Regions from separate parts of the Homo sapiens genome. Here region 1 is linked to region 2. Evidence: chromatin loops called from intact Hi-C (ENCODE). Cell type or tissue: dorsolateral prefrontal cortex. All regions are shown on one strand. Links, peaks and the distances in the headings refer to the core of each region. The heading gives the core; the rest is flanking DNA.

The links. Hi-C counts contacts between places; a loop is a spot of excess contacts. Peaks named below come from ENCODE experiments on the same cell type or tissue, not always from the same donor. Only the 100,000 strongest peaks of a DNase experiment are listed, where the experiment ranks them.
Region 1: it touches region 2 in a loop (2.5-fold over the local background); 20 of 110 quality-filtered maps call a loop at or near these places.

Annotation. Positions count from the first base shown.
Region 1 is chr16:68,515,308-68,527,014 of GRCh38, reverse strand. LOC105371321 (a long non-coding RNA gene) reads left to right here and starts at 10,998. Exons shown (of 4, transcript XR_933693.3): 1 at 10,998-11,373. RefSeq lists enhancers at 5,901-5,950, 5,991-6,040, 6,061-6,140. In dorsolateral prefrontal cortex, for the core only: CTCF peaks have their summits at 6,037 and 6,238 (motif pointing left); a DNase peak (open chromatin) is centred at 6,184; H3K4me3 peaks cover 729 bases.
Region 2 is chr16:68,359,617-68,371,128 of GRCh38, reverse strand. It overlaps SMPD3 (sphingomyelin phosphodiesterase 3), which reads left to right. Exons shown (of 9, transcript NM_018667.4): 3 at 1-270; 4 at 6,037-6,112; 5 at 6,223-6,378; 6 at 7,263-7,352; 7 at 7,570-7,633; 8 at 9,370-9,526; 9 at 9,822-11,512. The coding sequence ends at 9,923. It also overlaps a transcript of PRMT7 not described here. Among named protein-coding and RNA genes, the nearest start is that of PRMT7, 54 kb to the right of the region's middle. RefSeq lists enhancers at 1,254-1,443, 2,408-2,607, 3,034-3,586, 3,587-4,140, 6,937-7,748 and 1 more. In dorsolateral prefrontal cortex, for the core only: a CTCF peak has its summit at 3,910; a DNase peak (open chromatin) is centred at 3,937; H3K27ac peaks cover 4,863 bases.

The DNA of each region.
Region 1 (11,707 bases), core at 1,571-9,570, 150 kb before region 2:
GGCTCGGGCTGCGCAGGAGCCTGGGGCGGGGGGAGGTTCAGGCATGGCGGGCTGCAGGTCCCAAGCCTGCTCGGCGGGGAGGCAGCTAAGGTTGGGCGAGAAACCGAGCACAGCAGCTGCTGGCCCAGGTGCTAAGCCCCTCACTGCCCAGGGCTTGCGGGCTGGCCAGGCGATCCCAGTGCAGGGCCCGCGGAGCCCACACCCACCCGGAACTCGCGCTGGCCCGCAAGCGCTGTGCGCAGCCCCGGTTCCCGCCTGCGCCTCTCCCTCCACACCTCCCCGCAAGCTGAGGGAGCCAGCTCCGGCCTTGGCCAGCCCAGAAAGGGGCTCCCACAGTGCAGCGGTGGGCTGAAGGGCTCCTCAAGCGCGGCCAGAGTGGGTGCCAAGGCCGAGGAGGCGCTGAGAGCCAGCGAGGGTTGCGAGGGCTGCCAGCATGCTGTCACCTCTCACTACCCCAGCCAGCATCCCTTCTCTCATCTCTCAGTAACAGCACCCTCTTCCTTTAGGGGCAGTTCTTCTTCCTCCTCTATGAAGTTCTGGTGACGCGGTTAATCACAGACTCCATGTGACCCAAAGCAGGCCAATCAGATGCTTCCCTCTGATGTTTTATGTAGATGCTCTGTAGAAGGAAGCCTTTCCCCCTAGATTGTCAGCAGGGCTGTGAGGATTGGAAGCCAACACACAGAGAGGAGTCCAGAGTGCAGGTTGAGAAAGAGAGTGGGGAGGAAGAGATGAGGGATGGGAGAGGAGGAGATGGGAGAGGGGGATGGGAGGAGGGAAGGGAGAGGAGGCGGCAGAGAGAGAGAGAGTTCTTTTTGTGCCAGTCCCGAGTTAGCTGGCCCTGTGTGCAGCTCTAGCCCTGCTAGTTTCACAGTTTAATTATATGCACCAATAATTTCTTCCTGTTTTGTCCTATGCCAGTTTAAAATAGGTTCTCTGCCCGGGCGTGGTGGCTCACGTCTGTAATCCCAGCACTTTGGGAGGCCGAGGCGGGTGGATCACCTGAAGTCAGGAGTTAGAGACCAGCCTAGTCGACATGGTGAAACCCCGTCTCTACTAAAAATACAAAAAATTAGCCAGACGTGGTGGTGTGCGCCTGTAATCCCAGCTACTCAGGAGGCTGAGGCAGGGGAATCGCTTTGAGAGGCAGAGGCTGCAGTGAGCCGAGATCGTGCCACTGCACTCCAGCCTGGGCGACAGAGGGAGACTCTGTCTCAAATACAGATAAATAAAGTCAACAAATAAATAAAATGGGTTCTTTGACTGCTGCAACCAGAGTCCCGGATAATATTCCATGACACTAGCCACCCCCGAACTCAAAATATTCAAAACAGAATAAAGCTAGTACAGATTTTGTTACACTTTTGATTTTGAGTTAATGACAGACTCACAAGAAGTGCAAAAGTAGAACGAAGAGGTCCCGTGTACCCATCACCCAGTTTCCCTCGATACTGGCACCTTACATAATTCTAGTGCATTCTCAAAATCGGGAAATTGATATTGGCACAATATATTTATCTAAAGTCCTTACTTGGATTTTTACCTGCTTTGCATATATTTTTTATGTCTTTGTTTATAATTCTGTGGCACCTTGTCATATGTATATATTAATAGAACCATGGTAAATTTAAGATACAAAACTCCTATTACGACAGAGAAACTCCCTTTGGGCTATTCTCTTTTTTTTTTTTTTTTTGAGATGGGGTCTTGCCCTGTTGCCCAGGCTGGAGTGCAATGGCGTTTTCTCAGCTCACTGCAACCTCCGCCTCCCGCGTTCAAGCGATTCCCCTGCCTCAGCCTCCCAAATAGCTGGGACTATAGGTGCACGCCACCACGACCGGCTAATTTTTTGTATTTTAGTAGAGACGGGGTTTTACCATGTTGGCCAAAATGGTCTCGATCTCCTGACCTTGTGATCCGGCCACCTCGGCCTCCCAAAGTGCTGGGATTACAGGCGTGAGCCACTGCGCCCGGCCTGGGCTACTCTCTTATGGTGATACCCTTTCTAGCTCCTTCTCTAATCCATGACATCTTTATTCTCCATCTCTATACTTTTAAAATCTCTATTACTTTTAAATGTTATATAAATGAAATCATGCAGTATATGAGCATTTAAGATTGTATTTACTTTTTACTCAGAATAACACCCTTGAAGTCCATCCAAGTCATCATGCATATTAATAATTGATTCCCTTTTATTGCTGAAGACTATGCTATTGTATGGAAAACTTTACCACAGTTTGTCATTAGTTCAGTCTAATTAAAGTTTCTTATTCAGATATATGTTGGGGAGGGCAGATAACAAAAAAAAACCGGGCACTCAGTTCCCCAGACCCACACAGCTGTGAGCATCTGGCGCCTTGTCACAGACACCCTGTGGTGACGTCTGATAGGTCTGATCTTAGGTTACTGACACCTCCATAAGCCCCAGAAAATGACTTTCAGTTCAACAAAAGTTCACTGAGCACCTAGTAGCCCCAGCTGTCTGAGTTCCTCTGGTGTTCTGCCACCCTGGGTCATTCTGAAGGGCTCTACAAACCCTTTATTTTTTATATATTTTCATGTATATCGAAATGGGGTCTCGTTATGTTGCCCAGGCTGGTCTTGAACTCCTGGGCTCAAGTGATCCTCCTGCCTCTGCCTCCCAAAGTGCTGGGATTATAGGCATCAGCCACTGCACCCAACCTTCCACACACTCTTGATTCATCTCAACTGCGGTGACTCAGGCCAGAGCCAAGTGGTGTCACCTCAAGGCAATGTAGTCCCTGTGGGTAACAAGGGTCAGCAGTCAGGAGACCTCACACTGGGCTCCAGTTCAGCCACCTGACTTTCCCAGAGAGGCCCTGCTCAGGCCAGTCACTTGTCCCTTCGTCAATTGATGGATGGGCCCCAGGAGTACCCGAGCGAGAGGTGAAGCCAGCTGGACTTCCTGGGTCGAGTGGGGACTTGGAGAACTTTTCTGTCTTACAAGAGGATTGTAAAACGCACCAATCAGCACTCTGTAGCTAGCAAGGGGATTGTAAAATGCACCAATCAGCGCTCTGTAAAACACACCAATCAGCAGGATCCTAAAAGTAGCCAATCACAGGGAGGATTGAGAAAAGGGCACTCTGATAGGACAAAAACGGAACATGGGAGAAGACAAATAAGGGAATAAAAGCTGGCCACCCCCTTCAGCCAGCAGCGGTGGTCCCCTTCAACACCATGGAAGCTTTGTCATTTTGCTCTTAACAATAAACCTTGCTACTGCTCACTCTTTGAGTCCATGCCATCTTTAAGAGCTGTAACACTCACTGCGAAGGTCTGAGGCTCCATTCTTAAAGTCAGCGAGACCACGAACCCACCAGCGGGAACCAACTCCGGCCACCCTAGCATCCCATGTTTGCCCTCACCTGGTCTCTTTTATCACAGGCTTTCCTCATGGGCTTGAAGTCATGAATGTCCACCCAGGCAAGGCTTTCCCCAGATACCTCTGTGCCCCCGAGACGAGGATATTCAATGACCCTGGGATGTGGCTGGTTGTGGGGAGGGGACTGATCCCACGCAGCCATTCAAGACACAGATGGCATCTGAGGGTTTTTGCAGCCAAGCAGAGGACTGTGTTTAGAAACAAAAAAGTGGACAAGGCCGGGCATGGTGGCTCTTGTCTGTAATCCCAGCACTTTGAGAAGCCGAGGCAGGCAGATCGCTTGAGGCCAGGAGTTCGAGACAAGCCTGGCCAACATGGCAAAACCCCAACTCTACTAAAAATATTTTAAAAATAGCCTGGCCCGGTGGCTGTTCGAAATCATGCCACTGCACTCCAGGCCTGGGCAACAGAGCAAGACTCCATCTTAAAAAAAAAAAAAAGAAAGAAAGTGGACAAAATGAGCCAAGGACAGGATAGAGAAGGAGGGCAGAGAAAGAGTGAGGGACTAGAAATTAAACAAATTTGGGCCAGGTGCAGTGGCTCATGCCTGTAATCCCAGCACTTTGGGAGGCTGAGGCGGGCAGATTGCTTGAGCCCAGGAGTTTGAGACCAGCCTGGCCAACATGGCGAAACCCTATCTCTACTAAAACTACAAAAATTAACCGGGCCTCGTGGTATGCACCTGTAGTCCCAGTTACTTGGGAGGCTGAGGCACAAGAATCACTTGGACCCGGGAGGCAGAGGTTGCAGTGAGCCGAGATCGCACCAGTGCACTCCAGCCTGGGCCACAGAGTGAGAACTTGTCTCCAAAAAAAATAAAAAATAAAAAATTAAACAAGATTGTTCTCATGCTATATTTATTGAATTATGTTTGTATCTGAATTTATTTATTTATTTGAGACGGAGTCTTGCTCTGTCGCCAGGCTGGAGTGCAGTGGTGCAATCTGAGCTCACTGCCACCTCCGCCTCCCAGGTTCAATTGATTCCTCTGTCTCAGCCTCCCGAGTAGCTGGCATTACAGGTGCCCACCACCACACCTGGCTAATTTTTGTATTTTTAGTAGAGGTGGGGTTTCACCATGTCGGCCAGGTTGGTCTCAAACTCCTGAACTCAAGTGATCCACCCACCTTGGCCTCCCAAAGCGCTGGGATTACAGGCATGAGCCATGGCACTTGGCCTTGTATCTGAATTTTTAAATAAACTTGCAAATTAATTAACTTGCAAATATTATAGCCGAGATAGTTTTTGTTCATGGCTGATGTCCTCCAACATTACAACCAGATACATGGATCCAAGAACCTGGTCTAGATTGTCCTGAGGCTGGGCCTGCCAGGGGCCCAGTTACAGAGATATTTGACAGCCAAGCAGGTTCTGTCTGTAAGAGGAACTTACCCACTTATGTGCCCACGAACTGTGTGCTGAGTTAACTGAGCTAAGCTTATGACATAAAGGCTTTATTTATTTATTTATTTATTTATTTATTTATTTATTTTGAGATGAAGTTTCACTCTTTCACCCAGGTTGGAGTGCAGTGGCGCAATCTCGGCTCACTGCAACCTCTGCCTTCTGGTTTCAAGTGATTTTCCTGCCTCAGCCTCCCGAGTAGCTGGGATTACAGGTGCCCACCACCACGCCCAGCTAATTTTTGTATTTTTAGTAGAGATGGGGGTTTCACCATGTTGGCCAGGCTGATCTCAAACTCCTGACCTCATGATCCACCCGCCTCGGCCTCCCAAAGTGTAGGACCACAGAGGCTTTGCTTTATTATAAAGAGTAATGGTTTTTGAGAAGAGCTAAGACAGCTCCTTCATTGTATAGATGAAACTAAAGCCCAGAGAAAGACACTAGTTGGAGGAGGAAGAATGTGGTATAGGAAGGAAAAGATGCCTGTCATCTGCTGGAGGGATTCTTAAGTTACATTGTAGCATTATGTCTTCTTAAATTCACCAGGTAAAAGCTTATGCTTAAAACTATTTAAATTCAAAAGTGGTAATTTAAAAAATAGAATGCTGAGTGAAGTGGCTCGAACCTTTAATCCCAGCACTTTGGGAAGCTGAGTCCGGAGGATCACATGAAGTCAGGAGTTCGAGACCAGCCTGGGCAACAAAGCAAGAGCCTGTCTCTACAAAAAATACAAAAATTAGCTGGGCATGGTAGCATGAGCCTGTGGTCTCAGCTACAGGAGGAAGGCTAAGGTGAAAGGACGGCTTGAGCCCAGTAGTTCGAGGTTTGAGGCTGCAGTGAGCTATGATTGCACCACAGCACTCTAGCCTGGGCGACAGAGTGAGACCCTGTCTCAAAATAATAATAATAATAATAATGATGATGATGATAATAAAGTGAACACATTGCTTGACTGGGCTTTGCTCATTTGCTTTGCTTTCTTCCATTCTGTTCCACTTTCTCTTCGCTCTGTTTCCAGGTCTGCTGTTGTGTGATCTCCAAGTGACTTTCCCTCTCTGGGTTGCTATTTCATCTGTACAATGCAGGAGCTGTTTTGGCTGATCCAAAACACCATTTTAATTTTTCCTACCACAACTGCTAAGTCCAGTTCAACCAGTGAAGGTGTGACCTGAGCAGAGGTGAGAAAACACGAAGGTGAAAGTAAGCTGGGTCCTTCATCTCTGCCTGGACCTTGGCCTGGGCTCACGGCCTGCCTGGGGCTGATGGCCACAGACCCCCGCCCCCACCCCAGCGTCTGATACGCCGCGCCTGGGGCGATCTTGGTACCTCCCCGCCACCGCGTGGGGACAACACATTCGCAGCTCCGCGGTTACCAAGGCGACCCAGCTGGTGTATCCTCGGTAGCCCCCTAGCGGACACTTATGGAACCTGCAGTTCTTTCCTTTACCTCGGGCGGCGTATTTCACCTGCAGCCCTGTCCAGAGAGGGGGCGGCTCTCTTACCTGGCCTCTGTATTGCTTCTCTCTACCCTGAGCCTGGCCACCCGCCCCACCTCTCCAGACATTTCGGTTTCTCCTCCAGGGACCAGGCTTCTCTGGCTTTGTCACCCAGGCACAACAGCTCTAATTACCCATCCCTTCCAGCCAGGGTCCTGGGGACTTCAGAAGGGCTGTCACCCACGGCACTTCCAAAGTCCCTCTCGAGAGTGTAAAAGTCTGGCCGGGCGCGGTGGCTCACGCCTGTAATCCCAGCACTTTGGGAGGCCGAGGTGGGTGGATTATCCAGCCTGGCCACCATGGTGAAACCCCGTCTCTACTAAAAATACAAAAATTAGCCGGGCGTAGTGGTGGGCGCTGTAATACCAGTTATTTGGGAGGCTGAGGTGGGTGGATTATCCAGCCTGGCCAACATGATGAAACCCCGTCTCTACTAAAAATGCAAAAATTAGCCAGGCGTAGTGGTGGGCGCTGTAATACCAGTTACTTGGAAGGCTGAGGCAGGAGAATCGCTTGAACCTGGGAGGCGGAGGCTGCAGTGAGCCGAGATCATGCCACTGCACTCCAACCTGGGCGACAGAAAGACTCTGTCTCAAAACAAAAAAAAACAAAGAAGAGAGAGTGCAATTTATTATTATTTTTTTCTGAGACAGAGTCTCGCTCTGTCGCCCAGGCTGGAGTGCAGTGGCACTATCTTGGCTCACTGCAACTTCCGCCTCCCGGGTTCAAGTGATTCTCCTGCCTCAGCCTCCAGAGTAGCTGGGCTACAGGGGTGCACCACCAGGCCTGGCTAATTTTTGTATTTTTAGTAGAGCTGGAGTTTCACCATATTGGCCAGGCTGATCTTGAACTCCTGACCTCAAGTGATCCACCTGCCTCGGCCTCCCAAAGTGCTGGGATTACAGGCGTGAGCCACTGTGCCTGGCAATGAGTGTAAAAATCTTATGTGATGTGGAGTAAAATACCCTTCCCTCGGCCAACCCCCTGTCCACACCCCACCCCCAGCAACCCTTGACTCAGACTCTGGCTTTGGGATCCACTTTTCCTTACAGGCCTCGTGCATCTGTGTGATGGAATCCCATAGGCAGCACAGCCCGGCCGGAATCCAGGGAGCCACTAGTGCATGGGGTGGGGCAGCATCACCAGAACTGGGCATACAGCCTCTGTTGGGAGACAGGCAAGCATACAGACAAGCCAACCCAATACAGGACTGGAGGTGGGCAGTCACAAGGTTGGTGGCGCAGTGTGCTGGGAGCACCACATGGAAGGGGGAGGACCACAGCCTGAGCTGGGCAGAAAGGCTTCCTGGAGGAAGTGATGCTTGAGCCTTGAAGGATGAGTAGGCGCTGGCCTGGGGTAGAGATCTCAGTGATGGCTTGAGGGGTGGGGGAGGACTTCTCTTCAGAGTCTACCTTCCTGAGTGTCACTCCTCATCAGGGCCCCTCCTTGCCCTTTTCCTCTTCTCACCCTGTCCCCATTCCCTGGGCAACCTTCCCCAGCCCAGCAAATGTAACCAGCATCTCCTTGTTACACGTGATCCTTTTCTCCTCGTCACAGGCAGTCCCTGGATGTGCCCTGGACTTGCTTGCCTTCCTGGTGAGTTTATTCATCCTTCAAGACCCAGCTAGAAGGCTGAGCACAGTGGCTTATGCCTGTAATCCCAGCACTTTGGGAGGCTGAGGCGGGTGGATCACTTGAGGTCAGGAGTTTGAGACCAACCTGGCCAACATGGTGAAACCCCGTCTCTACCAAAAATACAAAAATTAGCCAGGTGTGGTGGCGGGTGCTCATAATCCCAGCTACTCGGGAGGCAGAGGCAGGAGAATTGCTTGAACCCAGGAGCCAAGGTTGCAGTGAGCAAGATTGCGCCATAGCACTCCAGCCTGGGCGACACAGCGAGGCTCCGTCTCAAAAAGAAAAAGACCCAGCTAGATGTTCACTCTTTCTGGCACCTTCCCAAAACCACCCTTTCAATCCTGTATTTATTCCACAAACTTCTACTGAACACCAGGTATTAGGCCCAGGATGTGGCCCTACATTGCAACTTTTTTTTTTTTTTTTTTGAGACAGGGCCTCACTCTGTCACTCAGGCTGTGGTGCAGTGGTGAAATCATAACTCACTGCAGCCTTGAATTCCTGGGCTCAACCAATCCTCCTGCCTCAGCCTCCCACGTAGCTAGGACAACAGGCGTGTCCCACTATGCCCGGTTAATTTTTGTATTTTTTATAGAGATGGGATCTTGCTTGTTGCCCAGGCTGGTCTTTAACTGGCCTCATGTCATCCTGTCACACTGGCCTCCCAAAGTGTTGGGATTACAGATATAAGACACCGCACCTGGCCCCTACATTGCAACTTTCTGTTCATCTGTCGGTCTTCCTAGCTGGCCAGGATTTCCTGTGAGCCGGGGGGAAGCTGAGTTGTATATTTTATTAATCCTCAGCCTTTAATATTCATGCCCTGAATGAATGGGTTAATGAATGAATTAATATAAGTACAGCTTCTTGCAAAAAACAAATAAGAAACACCTCAGTTCACAGGGCTGGCACTCTCTGATTTCCAGTTCTGTCCCCTGCCACTCTCTCAAAGGTATTTGGTCATATGTTATTAAATTAAAGTGAATTAAAATTTGCTTGAAATAACTACAGACTCCCCCGCTCTCCTGGGCCTGCAATGACCAGATTACATCTCCTCCAGGCACAGAAGTTTGACATTTCATTGCAAAGTCATTTTCTTCTCATTTCCTTATGTTGCTAAAATATTCTATTTCTCTTCACTTCCCCTTTGTGTCCCCATTACTCACGTTTAGTTAAATTTATCTGCTGCCATTTAATCATCTGAGATAAGCTTGCTGGTGTGGCTGTTCTTAGGGCACTGCCTCGCCTTCCCAGACCGTCTGTCTCCTCCCAGGCCACTCGGAGAATGGGATCCAGACCCCTCCCCCTGGGGACAGAGTGTCTGGGTTACCTTCAGACCCTGGGTTTCTCCCCAAGGCAACTGACTTCAGGGTCCTCCCTGCCCCCAACCCACCCACCGCCTTCCTCCCCAGCCTCCTCCTCTTCTGTTTTCTGGGGTATGGTTTTCATTCCGCCTCCTGACCTGGCACTTCTGTGGCCCCTTTGGTCACACTGAGCAAGTGGCCTCATAATTCTTCTCTCAGTGGGATCAATGAGTAAATCCTTAAAGGGACAAAATATCTAGCAGAGTAGCCAATGTGGGAATTGTTCAGTGCCTGCTTGGGACACTGCCAGACCCACCACATTCCCAGAGCTGGCTGGGGTACCCTTCTCCTCTCTGGCCTACCCATTCTCACAATGTAACCAGGGGAACATTATTCTCCCTGGAGGTAGTTGGTGGAGATCAGAAAGGCACATTTTGCTGGGCGCCGTGGCTCACGCCTGTAATCCCAGCACTTTGGGAGGCTGAGGCAGGCAGATCACATGAGGTCAGGTGTTCGAGACCAGCCTGGCCAACATGGTGAAACCCCATCTCTACTAAAAATACAAAAATTAGCCAGGCATTGTGGCCGGCGCCTGTAACCCCAGCTACCTAGGAGGCCGAGGCAGGAGAATTGCTTGAACCCAGAGGCAGAGGCTGCAGTGAGCCAAGATCGCGCCACTACACTCCAGCCTGGGCAACAGAGCAAGACTCTGTCTCAAAAAAAAAAAAAAAAAGCCTCCTGGGAAGAACAAAAAGACATTGGCAGAAAGAAACTGAAGGTTACTCCTGGGCCAAGGGGCAAAGAAGGGGTTGTCAGGGGACTTAGCCTAAATTTCAATGAGGGACAAAGGGAAAAGAAACTCCATAGGGTCAGTGTAAAGGACAAAGGGAGACAAATAGAAATTGTTTTATAGTTATATTTTATGAGTCACGTTTGTAGGACTATACATATATTATTTATATGTCATTTAATTTCTTTCTTTAAATAAATGTGCTTTATTTAATTAATTTATTTTTTGAGACAGGGCCTCACTCTGTTGCCCAGGCTGAGTGAAGTGGCACAATCACAGCTCACTGCAACCTCAACCTCCTAGGCTCAAGAGATCTTCCCACCTCAGCCTCCTGAGAAGCTGGGACTACAGGCGGGTGCCACTATGCCCAGCTAATTCGTTTTCTTTCTTTCTTTTTTTTAAGAGATAGGGGTGTCCCTGTGTCACCCAGGCTGGAGTGCAGTGGTGCAATCATAGCTCACTGTAGCCACAAACTCCTGGGCTCAAATGATCCTCCTGCCTTGGCCTCTTGAGTAGATGGGACTATGAGTGTGCAACACCACACCTGGCTAATTTTTTAAAAGGTTTTTTGTAGAGATGGGATCTCACTGTGTTGCCCAGGCTGGTCTTGAACAACTGGTCTCATGTGATCCTCTCACCTCTGCCTCTCAAAGCGTAGGGATTACAGGTGTGAGCCACTTTGCCTGGCCTAAAATGTACTTTATTCTTGTGTCAATTCAAAACGTATGCATCTTTCTAGAACAAGATCCTATCTCCGGTCTACATTCATCGATATTTTCTATGATCTACAATTGCATCTAGGTCAAACAATCTATTATCTTTATTATTTCCCAGTTTATGCTCTTAAACTCTTATTTCGTTTAATTTTCACAACAACCCTGAGAGAGAAGAGCTCTTGTTCTTTGTGTTCTATGTCTCAGGACCAGAAATTAAGAAAGGGGTCCAAGGAGTAAGGGACAAGAGCCAAGGTTGATTGGAAAAGTCAGGCCTGGCATTTGGGGATGTAGGCAGTGGTGGTGCCAACAGGTGGTGTCAAGGGGCTTTAGGAGCGGGTGTCAGCAGCTGCCATGGGCTGAACGTTTATGTCCCTCCACAATTCACCAATGTGATTGTATTAGGAGGTGGGAGTCTTCGGGAGGTAATTAGGTCATAGGGTTGGAGCGTGCTCATGCTGGGGATTAGCGCCCTTATAAAACAGGTTCCAGAGAGCTAGCTCACCCCTTCCACCACATGAGGACACAAGGAGAAGGCGCCATCTGTGAACTGGAAAGCAGACCCTCACTAGACGCCGACTCTGCTGATACCATGATTGTGGACTTCCCAGCCTCCAGAACTGTGAGAAGTCAATTTTTGTTGCATATAAGCTGCCCAGTTTGTGGTTATTTTGTTATAGCAACCAAAACAGACTAAGACAGCAGCCCTCCCTCAGATCTCAGTCACACCTCTATTCTTAATTATAGGCAGTTGCTTAGATGCCCTCTGAGGAGGTTCTGGGTGGGGCCTTTTGATAGATGCCTCTAGGACAGTGGCACCGTGGCAACCGGGACTTCCACAAGGGTGCATGAGGCTCTCTGTCTTTCTCTGTGTGTGTGTGTGTGTGTGTGGTTTTTTGTTTTTTGTTTTTTTTGTTTTTGTTGTTGTTTGTTTGTTTTGTTTTGTTTTTTTGAGG
Region 2 (11,512 bases), core at 1-8,000:
TTCTTCCCCGCCAACCTGGACTTCCTGTGCCTGCAGGAGGTGTTTGACAAGCGAGCAGCCACCAAATTGAAAGAGCAGCTGCACGGCTACTTCGAGTACATCCTGTACGACGTCGGGGTCTACGGCTGCCAGGGCTGCTGCAGCTTCAAGTGTCTCAACAGCGGCCTCCTCTTTGCCAGCCGCTACCCCATCATGGACGTGGCCTATCACTGTTACCCCAACAAGTGTAACGACGATGCCCTGGCCTCTAAGGGAGCTCTGTTTCTCAAGGTAGGAGACCTCGGCCCAGCCTGAGGACCACGTGCCAGCTGGTCCTAGAGCCATGTAGGCAGGGGGGCTGCAGCGGGGAGTCCTCATCGTCATGGGGGCTGGAGTGGGAGGTTGGAGTGGGAGGCAGACGCGGTCTTTCCTGGAGCCAAACAGCAGGGCCCTGGCTCGGGGACAGGGTCAAGACCAATGCAGGGATGAGCACCGAGGCTCTGGGCTCAGACAGACCCATCTGGGTGATCTGGGCCCGTTCCTCAGATCTCTGAGCCACCATTTCCCCAACTGTAAAGTGGAGAGAGGGTGGGAGTGGAACAGAGCAGTAAGGCCTGGGAAGGGTTCCGAGCTGGCGCAAGAGTGGCGGTGGTAGCCGTGGAGATGGTGGCAGTGATAAAGTGAGGAAGAACAGGAGGTAGGGGCCCTGTCGGTTCATAACGAGGCAGAGAGACCAGCCCAGACCAAGCGCATCAGGCAAGCAGACGGGACCCTCAGGTCTCCAGGCCGTGACACCGCCTGGCTCACTGAGGCCACTAGCTTCCCTGGCCTGGACACCCCTCCCTCCTGGCTGTCGTGCAGCTGCCCTGCCAGGCTGTCTGCCCACCAGCCATGGTTTCGCTTCCATAGTCACTAATTAAAGTGAATCATAATTATTTCTGCTAATTTGGATTCGATTGGAGGAGTTTTTAGGCTGTGGTAATTTGGTCATTACACATTATCTTCTACTGCGCCTGAGATGCTCAGAGTGTCGACTTTTGTTCTCTATCCAAAAGCCGCTCATGGTGCTTCCACGGTTTTCTGAAGTGTCATTTGGCCAGTGGATGCAGCACAGGGCTTTCTGCCCTGAGAGGCAGCAGCTGTTTCAGATGTGGGTTCTGTCCCTTTAGGGTGAGACATGAAAAAGTGGTGGCTTTGCAGGGAGGGCTGCGGTTCAGAGGCCTGCCTAGGGCAGGTTTCCTCACTTCCCAGTTCGCCTTCAGAAGCAACCACACTCCGCCTGCCCAGGGAAACACTGGTGCGCAACCTGGCGCCTGCCATGAGTGGCAGAGCTTGTCTTCAAGCCCTATGGGAGCCAGGGCAGGCAGCAAGGGCCCTGGCCCCCACTTCTGGTTCGTCCATGGCTCTTGTGTGGCTCTGCCAGGCCCAGAGTTTGGGTCCTCTGCTCTTCATTCACAGCAAGGGATGCTGAAATTGAAGCAACTCCTGACAGATAGATCCAACCTTCCCATTTTGGCATATGGTCCGTTGGTGTTCTGTTCCCTGGATATATTTTTGTCTCGACAGCTAGAGTGACTTTCTGGGGAGGAAGGGGATGTGTTGCCAGGTCCAGGGTGGGAGGATGTGCCCCTTACTCCCACCCCTCACTCCCACCCTACTACAGGTGGCTCAGAGGCCGGGCCCTCCCCCGCCCCCTACCCCAGCCCACTTCTGCACAGATCAATCCACACATCCTGTCCCCACCTCCCTCCTCTGTGGGGCACCCTCACTGTTCCCACTGAGCTCAACAGTGTCTGCCTGGGACAGCCCCTCCTCCCAGGTTCTGTCCTGAAAGTTCTTTTCATCTTCCTCTACCTCCTGGGTCTCAAACTGTAACCTGATCTATGACATTCAAAAATTTTTTGTATTGACCAATTTTTTTTTTTTTTTTTTGAGACGGAGTTTCACTCTTGTTGTCCAGGCTGGAGTGCAGTGGCACGATCTCGGCTCACCACAACCTCTGCCTCCCGGGTTCAAGCAATTCTCCTGCCATGGCCTCCCAAGTAGCTGGGATTACAGACATGCACCACCACGCCTGGCTAATTTTTTATTTTTAGTAGAGACGGAGTTTCACCGTGTTGGTCAGGGTGATCTCAAACTCCCGACCTCAGGTGATCTGCCCACCTCGGCCTCCCAAAGTGCTGGAATTACAGGCGTGAGCCACCATACCCAGCCTTGACCAATATGTTAAAATCAAGATATTTCACAGAAAACCCGGTTTGCAGGTTCTCTCAGCAGCCCCAGGCCTGCCACATTCCGTACCCCACGCGGCTGCAGTGAGCTGGAGCCGTGGTTGGCTGCCCCGCAGTGGGGTTTCCCAGCAACCATCATGACACCTGCCTGGGAGTGAGACTCTGCAGCTTCCATTTCTGCCCTTTCTGAGGCCCCTCTGCTTTGTCCTGGCCCAGACCTCTCCCCCCAGCCCTACATCTGGCTGCCTCCAGGACACATCCCCATTCACTCGCAAACCAGACTCAGCCTCTGCCCCGGGCTGCTCCTCTTCTGTGTTCTGCCATCCTGAAGCCAGAAGGACCACCTTGGCTGCTCTGTCCTGTGCCCGACCCATCCATTCCAGGCCCCTAGCTCACTTTCCAGATGGCCCTGGGTGCACCCCACATCTCCAGCTCCCTTGGCCCAGGCCCCCTCCTCTGCATCAGCCCTGCTGTGGTTTCAGCCACCCTCCTCGTCTGAGGCCAGGTGTGACTCCTCTTATGCCCTCCACTGCCTCAGGAAGTCTGAACGTCACCTTGTACCACCTCCCGCCCCCCTGCCCCCGCCACCCTTAGCTCCAGCTCTGCCCCAGCCACAACCCCGATGAGGGGCTCCTGTACCCCTGGCCCCTGCTTGTCTTGGTCCCACACTGGGTGTGGCCACACCACCTCATGGAGCTCCCTCAGCGGCCAGCCACACAATCCTCTCTTCCCTTCATGGGCTCCTCTGCCCTCGTGCCCAGGGTCTTGTCTGTCCATCAGACAGAGCACCAGGACAGCAGAGCTGTGGTGTGCCCAGCACACGCGGATCCCAGCGCGGAGAAGTGAAGTACGTGGGGCTGCCTTGGGGACAGGCCCAGCCGGAGAGGGGCCGGGACGCTGGAGGGACTCGCTGCAGAAATCAGCGGTCCCCTCCTTCCCGGAAGGCCCTCATGGTTTCCCGTATGGGACTTCAGAGCCTTCAGGGAAATGTGGCTCTGTGAAGGAAGGGACTGGAATCCCTTTTTCCTCACCTACAATAGAGCCTTATTCTGGACACCTCTTCCGTTGACAGTCTTTGCCCGCCAGGACTCAAAGGCACAGCCTTTCGTGTGATTGCTTGTTTTTGCAAGAGAAACACAAGGCTCTGCGGCTCCCAAGGCCACGAGCCAGGAATCAATGAGGCCCAGCAAATAATCAAGTGGATCTTGGTGAGATCACACGGCAGATGAGGAGGGAGAAGCGGGGCGGGAGGGAGCAGGACCTCGTCACTCCTCCGGCCAGTGGGTTCTTGTCGTGCAGGGCCCAGTCTGAGGCCTCCCTGCGAGTGTCCAACCCTGTCCGGGACACAGCGCGGGGCAGGTGACACCAAGTGTTGGATGAGTGAGAGGCTGACGCCTTAAGACCAACAAACAGGCGGCCGGGGAGAAACCGCAAAGACACCAGCCCCTCAGAAAGCAGCGCAGAGCAGCGCACAGCAGCGCACGACAAACAGATCCGACTGGAAGCTGCCTCTTAGACCATGTGAGCCTGTGACCCCGGCCCACAACTCAACTTCTGGCCTCAGTGTGTTCAACGGTAAAAGCAGCATCACTTTATCATGTGCCTGAGCCGTTGTAAGGACCCAGAAAAGTAATGTCCATGCGTCGCCACCCCACCCCAGCACGAGCCCACTGGGCCTGAGATGATCCTCATGGAGGAGGAGCAGTTGTTGCCTGAAGACGGCGCCCCCGTGTGGTCTTTTATTTATTTTGAGACAGTCTCATTCTGTCGCCCAGGCCAGAGTGGTGCAATGGGGCGATCTTGGCTCACTGCAACCTCCGCCCCCCAGGTCCAAGGGATTCTCCTGCCTCAGCCTCCTGAATAGCTGGGGTTACAGGCATGCACACCCAGCTAATTTTTTTTTTTTTTTTTGAGACAGAGTCTCACTCTGTTGCCTAGGCTGGAGTGCAGTGGCATGATCTTGGCTCACTGTGACCTCCGCCTCCAAGGTTCAAGCGATTCTCCTGCCTCACCCTCCTGAATAGCTGGGATTACAGGCACATACCACCACGCCCGGCTAATTTTTGTATTTTTAGTAGAGACAGCGTTTCACCATGTTGGTCAGGCTGGTCTCAAACTCCTGACCTTGTGATCTGCCTGCCTCAACCTCCCAAAATGCTGGGATTACAGGTGTGAGCCACTGTGCCCAGCACACCCGGCTAATTTTTGTATTCTTAGTCGAGATGGGGTTTCATCATGTTGGCCAGGCTGGTCTCGAACTCCTGAACTCAGGTGATCCACTTGCCTCGGCCTCCCAAAGTACTGGGATTACAGGCGTGAGCCACCGTGCTCAGCCTCATGTGGCCTTTTGAGCATGGCGGCTTCATCAGTGTTTTGTTTTTGCAGCAGAACCATCAATGCTGCGTGATCTCACAGAGCCATTCGGGGGGCGGGGATGCTGTTAGGCTAAGGTTTGGGTCTGTCTGTGGGCAAGAAGTGAATGGTGAACCTGTGGGGCTGAACAGCCAGACGTTCGTACCCCCAGGTGCTGGGGAAGGAAGGCTGTGCATTAGGGCTGGGAAGGGGATGAAGAGCTGTAGAAAGCCAGGGGCACCTGCTGCTGAGGACGTCCAGATGGAGGAGATAATACCAGCCTGACCGACTGCAGCAGTGAAGGAAGGACGGAGCCTGCCGAGGCTGTTGGAGCAGATGGGCTGTGACGTTTGGGCTGCTGTGAGCTCCACAGATGTGGGGCACCCACCCTGCGGCCCTCTGCCCTCAGCCAACAACTGGGAGAGGCAGTGTGTCCTGCCCAGCCACCTCCCTGGAGTGCTTTTTGGGTCTGGGGTCTCCTCATCTTGGGAAACTCAGTCTGGAATGGATTTGCATGGCTTGGGGAGGGTACAGAGGCACAGGAGGGAAGGAATCCCAGGGGCAGGGGATGAGGAGCTGGTAAGCGGCCTCTCTGTGCAGGGCATCTCTGTGGCCATCCCTCACCTCTCCTGGGCTGAGCACTGACAAGGGCTCCATCTTGCCCCCACCTGGGGTAGGGCAGTTATGAATTGCCTGCAGGGTACAGTGGAGATGCTAATTTGTATTAAGCCAGCCTTTGGGATCCTGCCAGGGTCACCTGCTCCGTCTTGGGTAAAGGAGGTAAGCAGGAGGTCGGGGCAGAGGGGAGACCTGAAGAGGATGCTGCCACAGTGGGCTCAGGATGGAGCCAGGGGTGTGCAGGGGCCAGCCTAGGACACAGGTCAGGGAGCTCTCATCCAAGACGGGTGACAACGGGACCACGGCCTATAAAGCAGATGACTCACCATGCAGCCAGAAGGCGACGAGGCCAGGAGGGGCAGGGTCTGGGCCTCTTGCTGTGTGGGGTGGGCTCTGAGGCCACGCCATGGCACAGGGGCAACCCCCTGAGATTTCAGGGGGAGAAAGCACCAGGGTGTGACCAGGTCTAGGGTGTAACTGAGGGAGGGAGGAAAGAGCCACAGACAGGACTGGACAAGGAACTGAGAGCCGTGGCCACGCTGGTCACTGGGAGATGGCAGGGCCTGGGCCTCCGGGGAGCCTTGCTGCGGTTCGGCACTTCCCCCATGCTTTGCACAGATGGCCGCCAGCACTCCCCACGCCACAGGCCAATAGTTTCTTTCAGCACCCGCCTCTGGCCCAGATCCGTAAGTCCCTAGAAGCAGGACACATCCTGTCCCTACTCGGACCCCAGAATCCAGCCAGGAGCCAGGCTTGTGAGGGTCTGACCTCATGGGTGGGTGGGCACTGCCAGTGTCCTGTGCTCTCAGGGCCACAGTGACTGGCAGGTGGCAGCACTGACCCCCTCCTCCCCCAGGTGCAGGTGGGAAGCACACCTCAGGACCAAAGAATCGTCGGGTACATCGCCTGCACACACCTGCATGCCCCGCAAGGTAGGGTTGCCGCCCACCTGTGTTTTTTCTAGGCATGGGATCAGTGCCTGGGGCCTAGCTGGGGTCTGGGGCGAACTTCATCATCCAGTCTCTGTACTTCTGCCCTGCAGAGGACAGCGCCATCCGGTGTGGGCAGCTGGACCTGCTTCAGGACTGGCTGGCTGATTTCCGAAAATCTACCTCCTCGTCCAGCGCAGCCAACCCCGAGGAGCTGGTGGCATTTGACGTCGTCTGTGGAGATTTCAACTTTGATAACTGCTCCTCTGGTGAGGCCGGGCTCCTCCCCACTCAGGTCTCCAGCTCTGGGGAGGCTGTGGGCTCAGTCACAGCTAGACAGACTTCGTTAGGCAGCTCAAAGAATTCCTGCTCCTCGAGAGCATGTGGGCGGGGTATTTAGCAAGACTGATTTCTCTGCCCCCTAGAAATCCTAGAACAGGAAGAGCCCACGCTCTGCCTAGAAAGCTGGAGACAGAGATGCCCTAAAAACGAACCTCTGACAAGGAAGGCTGGGGGCCTCTGAAGCAGACAAAGGACGAGTCCACTAGTAACACCCATCAACGGGGCGCCGCGCTCTTGCTTCGAGCCAGCTGCCATTCTATCGCTGTTTCACTTAAGTGTCTTAACAACCCTGAGAGGGAAGCATTGCATGTCTCCACGTGGTGTGGTGGAGGAAGCTGAGACTCAGAGAGGCTGGAGAACCAGCCCAAGGTCACATAGCCAGGCAGTGATTGCACTGGGATCTGAACCCTGGGAATTGCACCTTAAACCATTAGGGTGAAAGACTACAAGCTCGTCATCAGTGAAACAGCAAACACTTGCTGTAAATAACTGATCTGTGGATCCGATGACCACATGGACCTTGTGGGGACCTTCCTTCCTCTGTCCGAGGACCGTGGTCACTGTCACTGTCCTCAGAGGGAATGCTGAAGATCAGGGCGTGTGCTGGGGGAGGTGTTCTCAAGGACACAGAAAAGCAGCGACAAATGAAGCACGGGGCACCTGAATGGGACTGAGATCCCACCCAGGGGCAGTGGCCTAAGGGATGGGGGCCTGGCAGCACATGGGGAGTAACTGATGGGAAGCAGGGGCACAGGCCGTGTGGGACAGCAAAGCCCCCTGGTGCCTCAGCGTTTCCTCCCTCCCCGCACAGACGACAAGCTGGAGCAGCAACACTCCCTGTTCACCCACTACAGGGACCCCTGCCGCCTGGGGCCTGGTGAGGAGAAGCCGTGGGCCATCGGTGAGCTGGGGCTGGGGGAGGAGGATGGGAGCTGGGCTCCCCACAGACTTCCCTCAAAGATCACCAGGACCTACCCCACAAGACCCCACTGCTGGGGAAGGGCCCCATTCAGCTGCCCCTGGCTAGCAGAAGCCCGTGTCCACCCACAGAGGCCACCCCCTAGAGGCTGCCTGGGCCCTGCCTGCAGCGACCACTGTCACCCCCTCGTCCCCCCCAGGTACTCTGCTGGACACGAACGGCCTGTACGATGAGGATGTGTGCACCCCCGACAACCTGCAGAAGTAAGCACTGCGCTCCCAGGCCAGGGACGAGGCACACCCTGACTAAGGTGGAGACAGGGACTGGGCAGGACCCACATGGGAGAGCTCAGCTCGGGCTCATGAGGGCTTTTATTTGGCAGAAACCTGTCCCTCATCTCACCTTTGAGAGCTTTTGAGAGCTGGGAGCTGGGCCAGGCAGGTAGACCTCACGCCCTCACGCCCAGGGGTACTGGCCTTGCTAAATCTCTAGGGGTATTTCCCAAACCTGTTTTCAGGAGCTAGCCCTGCCCCGAGCCCCTGCCTGCTGGGTACAGGAAAGGGCCTGGAATTTCCCCCGGGCCAGGCCACAGGTCGACCCCCATGAAAGAGCTGCTGGGTACGGCGCCTGCTGAAGGCAGCCTGGCAGCTTGCAGCACCAATCAGGCAAATACAGACACCAGCTGCAATAACACAGCCGACCATTTTCAAAGTAGAGACAGTTCCATCCCAGCCAAAATTCATTCTTGAGCCCAGTAAGATGTCCATAAAGAACACATCTGAGAGGCCAACAGCAGAACCAATTTATAATTCACAGCCCGAGACTGCAGTCACAGCGATGGTTCCTTGCAGCTAATTTGAGCCAATTAATTAGATTATAGACTAAATTTGAAACATCATCCTATGCTGAGAAAATTCTTTTTATGAGATGATGATTTAAAAATGACTACCAGTAGCTCTCAGATCATTGATGCTGGAATTAATTATCAAGGGCAAAGGACAGTGATGGATTCCATTTCTGAGCTGTAACAATGTCCTGAATGTCATTAGTGTATTTATCTTAAGGCTGATGAAAACCTTGTGGAAGCCCATGTTTGCAGGCCCTGCCTCGCCGGGTGCCCCTTTTGCATCCGTCCAGGCACTCACAGACCTGGCGGCCTTTGCAGGGTCTCTCACCACTGCACTTGCCATCCCAGGCCCTGGCCCCAGCCTGCCCTCTGCAATGGGGGCTCCCAGGAGGGGGTCCTAAGCCTCTGGCCCAGTGGTGCTGAGGCCCCAGGGGACAGGCTGGCAGGAAGCAGACGGGCATACTGCTTGTCTCAGGGCAACAGTGCCAGAAAGGGATTCCAGATGTCACATCCCCCTGCTCCAGCGCCCTGCCCTCCCTGTGGATCCCCTAGCACCATCATGGGTTTCCTCACTCAGAAGCGGGATGACAGCCTGTTCCCTGAAGCGTCTTGGGGCCCACAGCAACCATTCTTGTTTCAGAGGAGGAAACAGAGGCTTGGAGGCTTGGTAACATAAGCAGAGTCACACAGCCACGTAGGGACAGCCCCATTTGAGACTCCTCAGAGGTGCTCTCCTGGCTCCCTCAGCTCCTGTCAACCTGGGAACAGTCACAAGGGTCCCCGAGACTCATGGCAAAGACCAAGCTCCTCAAAACAGGCCCCTGTTGGCTCAGGGCAGAAGCCCATTCTGGGGAACGGGTGGGATCAGTTCTGTCCGAGTTCAGAAAGGGAAAGTGAGTGCTGGCCAGGCTGGGGCGGACAGAACACTTCGACGGGCTCCGGAGCCCAGATTCAGCCAGGAACCCACAGGCAACTCGGCCTACCCCCAGCTGAGGCCCTTTTTGGACCCGCAGGGGAGAGATCTTAAACCCAGCGCTTTGGTCCCACCCACCCGCTCCCACACTGGGAGGAGACCATGGCTCCACACACAGCCCCTGCCAGGCCCACAGGGGCGGGCATGGGGGCCCACCTGCCTCCTGCATGTGTGGACAGGGTCCTGGAGAGTGAGGAGGGCCGCAGGGAGTACCTGGCGTTTCCCACCAGCAAGAGCTCGGGCCAGAAGGGGCGGAAGGAGCTGCTGAAGGGCAACGGCCGGCGCATCGACTACATGCTGCATGCAGAGGAGGGGCTGTGCCCAGACTGGAAGGCCGTGAGTCAGGAGGGCCCAGCAGCCAGGGCCATGCAAAGAGAGAGCAGGGCCCGGGCCCTGCAGCTCTCGACAGCCGCTCCCTGAAACCCCACGCCCCAGGCCACTCTTACAATGATACCCATCACTCCCTCAGACCCTTAGGGCCCCAGGTCCTCCAGGCCCCATCCCTCTGACTGCAGGAAGGTCCCAGCCCACCCCAGCCCCGGGGCCTCACTTTGGGGATCCCCAGGCCGCTCCCTGCAAGATGCCCTTGGAATCTGACCAGGCTGTTTCTCCCCTCTCCCACTCACCCCAGGAGGTGGAAGAATTCAGTTTTATCACCCAGCTGTCCGGCCTGACGGACCACCTGCCAGTAGCCATGCGACTGATGGTGTCTTCGGGGGAGGAGGAGGCATAGACCGTCCGGAGCAGCGGGGCCTCTGCCAGCCCTTGCAGCTGCAGCCCATCCCTGGGCCATGTCCCCTCCATCGAGTGCCCGGTGCTTGGGGGAGGAGGGCAGGGACAGGGAGGGAGCCACAGTCAGTGCCCGGGAACCTGGAAGCTGCGCTGCTCTGCGCCTCTGGGCCTCACTGTGGACAGAGGAGTCAGGCCCGCCCCAGGAGCCTCCAGCTGCCTAACCAGTGCCATTCTTTCACAACACGATTTTCTACAAATCTACAGCACAACCGAGTTTGTAACCCGTGGGTTAGTATGAGGACCGGGTTCGTGTACTCTCTGTATCTCCTCTTAAGCTTCGTCCAGGGTTCTTTATTTTTGTCTGCTGCCAATGTCGTCTCGCATGCCTGCACCCTCGCATGCACGCTGCCCGCATGCCACGTGCCACGCTGTAGCCACAGACCCCTTGCTCGGGCCTCACCCAAGGCCAAACTCCAAACACAATCAGAACCAGCCAAAGAAGCACTTCCTGGGCACGGCCACCAGCTCTCCCGCCTCCAGTGTGGGCCGGCTCCTGCAGGGTCCGAGGGCTGCATCTCTACCAGCCAGCCCAGGGCTCTTCCCAGGGTCTCGCATTCAAGGGCAATTACATTTTAAAAAGAAAAACAGAAAAAGGTTAATCACAAAACCAACCCTCACTTCACAGGGTCTGTAAGTCACTCATAGAACTTTGCTCTTCCCGAGACAGGGTCCCTTCCCCAGCTCAGGCACAACAGAGTCTGGCAGGCTCTGGCACCCTGGGCCTCCTCCGGGAGCCTCCCATCTGGGCAGTGGAGCCATAAACGGGGATCCGAGAAGAGAGTATCCACTTTTTTTTTTACAGGAAGAAGGGACTCACAGCATAAACGGGGGTGGGGGGGATCCTGATTTTGAAAATAATCTATTTGTAGCTTCTCTTCTATCAAAACCAACACATCCTCTTCTTTCTGCCAATCCTCTCCCCCACGGGACACCTCTCTGGTTCGGGACCAATCCCTCCCTGGGGACGTGCCCCACCTGCGTGCCGGCTGAGCTCAGGAACCCCTGCCTGCCCCCCGGGTGGGGCTGCGGCTCTGGCCTCCCAGGCCCATCCTCAACAGCTACCCCAGCCAACACCAAGGCCACAAGGGGACCCCGGCCTAGGAGGCAGGAAGCCAAGGTGCAGAGAGCAGCCTGGCCCTCACCAGTGCGCAAGCTGGGGCAGCAAGGCTGACAGTTGCTGCATGCCCAGGGCAGGGTGTGGTACTGGCACCCAAGTTCAGCATGGCAGAGCTGGCCAACAGCTTGTGGTCCCCGATCTGCCTCCAGCCCCAAGATGCCTACAGCCCCCAGGCCCCTTCGGCAGCACTGCCTCTGCCCACCTGCCTTTAAGAGACTCCAGGGCTGCTCCTGTCATGCAGCGAAGGTTTTGTCTGTTTCAAAGTTCGAGACTCAACTTGAGGGACTGTTTTTGACAATCCCCGCTGACCTCCGCTCCTCGTGGCGCCCTGGCCCTACACCCAGCCTGGCCCAGGGCCGGCTTTGCCTGGTGAGGCTGGAGGGAGCACCAGGACCTGCTGTCTGCTGTCAGCC